2 separate regions of the Homo sapiens genome follow, and region 2 is linked to region 1. A link is a contact called in ENCODE Hi-C or POLR2A ChIA-PET data. All regions are on one chromosome and are shown on one strand. Each heading gives the region's core, a stretch centred on a gene start or an enhancer-like site at or near the end of the contact. The rest is flanking DNA. Distances are from core to core; before and after follow the strand shown.

Region 1 (3,875 bases), core at 35-2,534:
AGGACTTAGAAGGAAAGGGCAAGAGAGCCAGACTTGCTTTTTCCTTTTTTTTTTTTTTTTTTAAGTCTTTCCTTATTCATCAATAAGCCAAAAGTAGAGGTTGTTAGTAGAAAATGTGTGCACCAAGAAGTGAAATAAAGACAGTTGAGTTCATGTGTTGTAGTGTTTCCAATGTTCTGCTAAGAATGAAATATATATGCATGTACAAGCCACAAAATACAAATTGTGTAATTTTGGTGATGCTGCATATGAGTTAAATGTACTTATGTTTGTATTTAAACGTGAAATTGCACAATATGAAGAGTAATGGTAAAATTCATGCTAATGATTTAAAATTGTATTCTTTCTTTACTCAAAACGACCTCAAGGAGCAAAGTAAAAACACCATAACAAATTGAGAGACTGTAGAAAAAGGGAAAAGCCTTATCTTTTACTACATTCCATGGCACGTTTCTCCTGCTTTTTGAATGAGAGCACTTACAGTTTCATTTTGCATTTGGCTGCAAAAACAGCGCAGCGCCCCCTGCAGGGAGCTGTATCACGGTGTTCTGATCAGCCTCTGGGGAAGTGGCCTCCTCTGGTCCAATCAGCTTGTGGACTGAGGATCACGTGATACAAAATATGGCCACCCCTGCATGAACCTGGAGCAACTGCCCTGGGTAGGTACCCGTACAAGGAAAGGCAATCCTTCAAGCAATAATCTTTTGGCAGTCTCCCTCACCTCTGTTCACCCCTGGGTATTTTTGGCATTGCTGTTTTTAATGATGGGGTGTGATGTTTCCTCAGCCTGTTAAACTTCATTGTGTTATTTTTTAACTGCTTCTGAGAAACTACTAAAATGCTGTTACCTCCCTTTTTATTGGCCTAAGCCACACTTTTCACATACTGGGCTTTTCATTCATTAGAAAGTAACCACTTATTTTGAGTAAAGGCAAAAATGGAAATGGTTTCAAGGTATTTAAGCATTTCAAGTGAAGCTCAGCACAGTGAATTATTTCAACAACAAAATTTCCATGCAGTCTCTTAGAAGAAAAATGTATCTTAACTAAATTTTAGGACTTCACATTTTGTTTTGTTTTGTCTTGGCTTATTTGTTATTTAAATGTGCGGATCTGTGAAATAACATCATTTCTTTTTAAAAGACAGCAGGTTCTAACTTTAGTACTTCCTGAGCAAAAAGAACTAAGGTTGCAGAAAGCTTCTCTTTCAGGCTGTCTTTCTGGCATTGCTGCAGGCAGTGCTGCCCTTGCTGGGAGGTCTCCACCATCCACATTAGCCTGCATGTCTCTGTCCCTTTGCTTCGTTTCCCACCTCTACCCACCTGCCCACCACACTCTCACACTTCCCCTGCCCAACCAGAATTGCCATCAGGGGCTATTGGTCCAATCCCAAATGCTAGTAACAGAACTGAAAAGCCCAAGTTTGAAGGGAATTTCTTCTTCCGTGAAGTCCCCTGGGAGAAAATTTTCTGGAAGACTCACCATCCCAGAGGCTACACAGCTCAGGACAACCCCTGTTCTTTTAAGGGAAAAGTGAAAGCCTGGACTTGTAGGTTTTCCCCACCAGTTTTCACATGGAGCTGATATCGGCATCTCTGCAAGGCCAGGAGGAGATTGAGTGACCTCTCTGGAACTCCGAAGTTTACTTTCCCTGCGTTTTCGTAACTTGTTCTCAGCTCTTTGAACTGCATCCAAGTGCCTAGTTCATGATGCCATAATTGCTCACCGGGTTCAAGGGCAGAGCTCTGGTTTCATATTGTAAAATTCAGTGCACCTGGGTACCACATAATAGCTGTGCTAAGACATGTGTGCATTACATCAGCTATGATTCATTCCTGTGATCTAGTTTAGACCACAATCTGATAACACAAACCAATTACTTAAACTGTTAGAAGATGCTTAACTGGAAAAAACATATCTTTAGTTTTCCTTCCAACTTTAGTCTAAACCATATATATATATGTTTTTATATATATATATATGTTCATATTCCATATATATGTATTCCAAATACTCTACATGAGTTTTAACAACAAAACTTGGGGGAATGGGATCTAAAATGTATTTCCCAGGTCTAGCTTGGATGGACTTCAGGGTCATTAACAAGCTGTGCCAAGCAGCATATGAAATCGGTGAGATAAGCTTTGATGCATATTAGCTGTGGGACCTTAAGCAAATGACTCATACTCTCTGAGCTAAAGTTTTCTTATCTGTGAAATAAGCATAGCAAGCCCTCCCCCTAAGGACTGTTGGGGTTAAATTAAATGGTAAAAGCTCCTTAGTCAGTACTCAATATAGGTTCAGTACAAATTGGTCTTTTTTCCTTTCCAATCATGGATACGTACCTGTTGGGCAAAGTAGGTTTCTCCTGGCCATGCCAGGGGACTTCTCACTGTGCTGCAGCCAAGGCTTGATTGAGATTGGCTCCTCTGGGTCTTTAGGGACATATCTTGATTGATATCAACCAATCACAGTTATCCTGTGTTAGGGCAACAAACTGCTACCCAAATCTGCAGCCTGGTGGCAGGGATTGAGTTAGGGGTGACCCAGGCAGTGCAAAGCTCAGCCATTTTTTTTTCTCCATTTGGACGTGAGCAAAGAAGCTGTGGCTCTGGTTACTGAAAAGGGTGAAACAAAGAATCTCCAACAGACAGGCGGGGGCTCTGTTTGAGCAAAGTCTCAACGGGACTCTTGTTTTATAGCACTATCTGCCATCCTCAAATACACCAGCTACCACTCTGGGCACCCATAAGAACAGAATGTCACTCATCTCTGGGTTTTCGATCCAGAGCTGCAAGTGGATGAGAATGGAGCTGAATCACATAGGACCCATTCGAGCACTTCCACCAGTTGAGCCTCTTCGAATGGATTTTAAGATCACCTCCTTCACACTAGCTGCATATGTGGAGCTTCCACTGTTAGACACAACACAATGGAATATGGCTGATATGGTTTAGCTCTGTGTCCCCACTGAAATCTCACCTCGAATTGTAACCCTCGAGTATTGAGGGAGGGACCTGTAATCCCCAGGAGTGGAGAGAGGGAAGTGATTGGATTATAGGGGTGGTTCCCCCATGCTGTTCTCCTGATAGTGAGTGAATTCTCATGAGATCTGATGTTTTTATAAATGATAGTTTTTCCTGCTCTCTTTCCCTGTCTCTCTCTCCACCCTTCTCCTGTCTCCTCTCTTCTCTGCCCTCCTCTCGCTCTCTCTCTCACCTCCTGCCATGTAAGATGTGCCTGCTTCCCCTTCTGCCACGATTGTAAGTTTCCTGAGGCCTCTTCAGTGGAACTGGCTGAAGAGGCTGAGGCAATTAAACCTCTTCTCTTTATAAGTTACCCAGTCTTGGCAGTTTTTTTTGTTTTGTTTTGTTTTGTTTTTTGAGACAGAGTCTCGCCTTGTCGCCCAGGCTGGAGTGCAATGCCGCAATCTCGGCTCACCGCAACCTCCGCCTCCTGGGTTCAAACGATTCTCCTGCCTCAGCTTCCTGAGTAGCTGAGATTATAGGTGCCTGCCACCATGGCCAGCTAATTTTTGTATTTTTAGTAAAGGCGGGGTTTCACCGTGTTGGCCAGGCTGGTCTCTAACTCCTGATCTCATGATCTGCCCTGGCAGTTCTTTATAGCAGTGTTATAACAGAGTAATGCAATGGCTATCTCTATTTTTACCTGCTGGTAGGAACCACAGGCAGAATGTTAAACCTCTGAGATCTCTCCAGACCATAAGAGTGGGTATAACACTTTCAGGATTGTGCCGTTTAACCCAGTAATCTAACTTTTAGACACATCTCCTGAGATACAGTCCTGAGAAAGAAAAAGGCTGTCTTTGTGAAAATGTTATTATAGCATTACCTCTGTATATATTTTGATTAAAAT
Region 2 (3,523 bases), core at 477-2,976, 89 kb before region 1:
GAGAATCACTTGAACCCAGGAGGCAGAGGTTGCAGTGAGCCAAGATGGCGCCACTGCCCTCCAGCCTGGGCGACAGATTGAGACACTGTCTCAAAACAAAAAAAAAACAAAAAACAAAAAAAAAAAAGGCCGGGCACGGTGGCTCACACCTGTAATCCCAGCACTTTGGGAGGCTGAGACGGGTGGATCATGAGGTCAAGAGATGGAGACCATCCTGGCCAACATGGTGAAACCCCGTCTCTACTAAAAATACAAAAATTAGCTGGGCATGGTGGCACACGCCTGTAGTCTCAGCTACTCTGGAGGCGGAGGCAGGAGAATCGCTTGAACCTGGGAGGCAGAGGTTGCAGTGAGCCAAAATCACGCCATTGCACTCCAGCCTAGCGACAGAGCAAGACTCCGTCTCAAAAAAAAAGAAAAGAAAAAAAGAAAAAGGAAAACTTTACAGAAAATTTAAGTTAATAAATGCAGTTTAAAGAAGGGAAGCTGGCCAACATCATGAGTCATCAGAGAGATGCAAATCAAAAACACTGTGGGAGACCACCACACACCTGCTGAGACAGCTACTGTCAAAAAACCAGAAAATAACAAACGCTGGTGAGGATGTGAAGGAACCGGAACCCTTGTACACTGTCGACGGAAATGCCAAATGGAGTGACTGCTAAGGAAAACAATATGGAAGTGCCTCAAAAAATTAAAAATAGAATTACCATATAATCCAGCAATTCCACCTCTGGGAATATACCCAAAAGAGCTGAGAGCAGGGTCTCAAAGAGATATCTGCACACCCAGGTTCACAGCAGCATTATTCGCAATAGCCACGAGGTACAACTCAAATGTCCATGGACAGATGAATGGATAAATAAAATATAACATATACATATAATGGAATATTATGCAGCCTTCAACTGTAACATGATAGGCCACAGCATGGATGAACCTTGAAGACACTATGCTAAGTGAAATATGCCAATCACAAAAAGACAAATATTGTATGATTCCACCTACGTGAGGTACCTGTAGTAATCAAATTCATAGCAACAGAAAGTGGAATGGTGGGTGCCAAGAGCTGGGGGAGGAGGAAACGGGTACAGAATTTTCATTCTGCAAGATGAAAAAGGTGTGAAGATTCTGCTGTACAACACTAAGGCAACTGAACTGTATGCTCCAGATGGTTAGGATGATAACATTTATATTATGTCTTTTACCACAATTTTAGAATTTTTTTAAAGGCAGTGGGGGAAGGCCATAATGAGTAGCCTATTTTGTTGTCTTCATGTAGTCTCTGAAGAAATTTGTGTCCGGTAACTCACGCTGCAGCCATCCCCACATCTACCTTCTTTCAATCTGGGCGTGATAACCTACAGAACAATTCCAACGCAGTTAAAAAAAAAAAGTCAACCCTCTCTCCAATTGCTTTTACGAGGCAAAAAGTGATCCTGATCCCCAGCGCTAATAAACAAAAAAGAAAACGACACATAAATCCCATCTGGGAATACAGACATGGAAACCTACGCAACAGAAGTCAGCTGAAGAGTGCACCCCAATTAGCTGGAATTAGCGGCGGAATGCAAGGCGGGCGCCCCGAGGGAAGGCGCTCCAGGAAAGGAGGGTGACTCACTGTTCACTTTCTATGTGTCTGTAATGTTTGGAATGACTACAAAGGCTTTTATTATTCCTACAATAAAAAGAGTTATGCACACCCGAAGTTTTGTAAAACCATGATCTCAGAAATGATACCACTCAAGACACGTATTCCAAAGGAGGTAACTGTCTAAACTGCTCATTTTCAATCCCAGTTGGGCCTATCGAGTCACCTAGGATGCTTTTAAAATTAAAAAGCCAGAGGTCCCAGTTCCAGGCCAATGGAATCTCTAGGGGAAGGACCTGAGCAGTATCTTTAACCTTCACAGTTGATTCTGATGCACAAAGGAGAAGTCCCGCCAAGGTTTACAGAGGGGTTAAGGCTTCTCTACATTTAAGATTCCATCCGGCCAGTCCTTCGGCATCAGCGTTCCCAAATGTTTTGAGTTCTGACCAATACGGCTACAACTAAAGCAGAAGCGCTCTAGAAACAAAGGGGGAGTGTGAGTGAGTGTGAGAGTGTGTGTGTAAGAGTGTGAGAGTGTGTGTGAGTGAGTGTATTTGTGAGTGTGTGTGAGTGACAGTGTGAGTGTGTGTATGAGTGTGTGTGAGTAAGTGTATTTGTGAGTGTGTGACAGTGTGTGTGTGTGAGACAGCGAGTGTGTGTATGTGGGAGTGTGTGTGAGAGTGTGTGTGTGTGAGAGACAGGGAGTGTGTGTGTATGCAAATGTGTGTGTGTGACAGAGTGTGTGTAAGTGTGTGTGTGAGAGACAGCGAGAGTGTGTGAGAGAGACAGAGAAAGAGGGGGTGTGTGTGTGCGCGCAAGCACGCGTCTCAGCCTGAAAGCTGAGAAGGAAGGTCCCACTGGGCAGAGGCAGTAAGGGAAAGGCTGGGGTACACACATGCTTCCCTGAGAGGACCCACAGGCATCCTAGGGGCCCACCAGAGGAGGCAGGGCAGGAGCAGGCTCGGGATAAAACCCTCCAAGTCCAGCCTGCCAGGCTCCGTGTGCTGTGTGGAAAAGCGGAGGCTTATTCTGTACAACCACGAAGCCCTTGGAAGTCTGCAGGCCAGGAAGAGGCACGATCAGATCTGTGTTTTCAGTCCTTGGAATAGCTGGAAGGCGACAACTGGCGCTGAAGGCAGCCTGTGCGTGTCTGCTGAGAGAATCAACGAATGAATGGGCAGGAGGAACAAGGGTGGCCTCCCAGTCAGAGGCCAGGGTCACAGAGCCACCTACTCAGAGCCAGCACACACTGGGACGTCCCAGGGCTGCACGTGATGACATGCAACTTCCAAACTTCAGGGGAGGGGACTTGACCATGAGGAAGGAGCATAGACCCAGACTCTACCGTTCCCCAAAGCCACCCGCAGATCAGAGCACCGAACGTACAAAACCAAAACCACCCACAAAATTCTGCAAAAAGCCAATAAGTGAGATAGCCTAAGCTGTCAGTCTGCCTAACAAGACTGGCAACTTCAACAACACAAAATTAGAACCTCTCAAATGAAAGCTCCCCTGTGGCTACGGGGAAGAGGCGCCCTGGGGGAAGTAGCCCTGGGCTGAGACTAGCTTGAATGCTCTCCTTTCTAAAGCTAACAGCAAAGTCGCCTGGAACCAGGGTGGCTGGTCTCGCTTCCAAATCATAAAGGAAGAAAGAGCTCTAGAAGACAGCATCTTCAAAGAAGAGGGCAGTGATCAACTGTGTGAGTTACAACACCAAATATGAAAACTGGCAGAAAGAATCACTTGCACACTGTTTGCATAAAATAAAACCACAATGAAATGACCTAGAAAGGGAGGCAATAAAAGGGTATCAGGAAAAGTATGAAATACACACACACAGGATTTCTCTACTGGTAAAATTGCAAAGCAACGGAAACATCCAATTATGCCGAAAGAACGACTAAAACATATGGTAAAAGCCGTGAGTGTGGA

The links. Hi-C counts contacts between places; a loop is a spot of excess contacts on that map. ChIA-PET counts read pairs that join two places held with the same protein, here RNA polymerase II (POLR2A). Pooled maps may share reads with other maps.
Region 2: a map of PC-9 shows a loop between it and region 1 (5-fold over the local background). The contact joins two enhancer-like sites. A Hi-C loop is called at or near these places in 9 of 168 maps with a recorded cell type or tissue (Calu3, HepG2, IMR-90 and 5 more) and 6 of 50 pooled maps. POLR2A ChIA-PET finds 5 or more read pairs at or near these places in 10 of 52 experiments (A549, AG04450, HCT116 and 7 more).

The regions. Positions count from the first base shown.
Region 1 is chr2:234,878,545-234,882,419 of GRCh38, reverse strand. All of the region lies in intron 2 of LOC101927896 (a long non-coding RNA gene), which reads left to right. Among named protein-coding and RNA genes, the nearest start is that of SH3BP4, 72 kb to the left of the region's middle. Within about 2 kb of position 1,284, at least 10 of the 41 ENCODE cell types and tissues checked have a DNase peak (open chromatin) inside an H3K27ac peak, as active enhancers do; they include HCT116, PC-9 and endothelial cell of umbilical vein, where a contact is called at or near this core.
Region 2 is chr2:234,968,719-234,972,241 of GRCh38, reverse strand. The region is part of intron 1 of SH3BP4 (SH3 domain binding protein 4); the gene reads right to left. Among named protein-coding and RNA genes, the nearest start is that of SH3BP4, 18 kb to the right of the region's middle. Within about 2 kb of position 1,726, at least 8 of the 41 ENCODE cell types and tissues checked have a DNase peak (open chromatin) inside an H3K27ac peak, as active enhancers do; they include HCT116, PC-9 and endothelial cell of umbilical vein, where a contact is called at or near this core.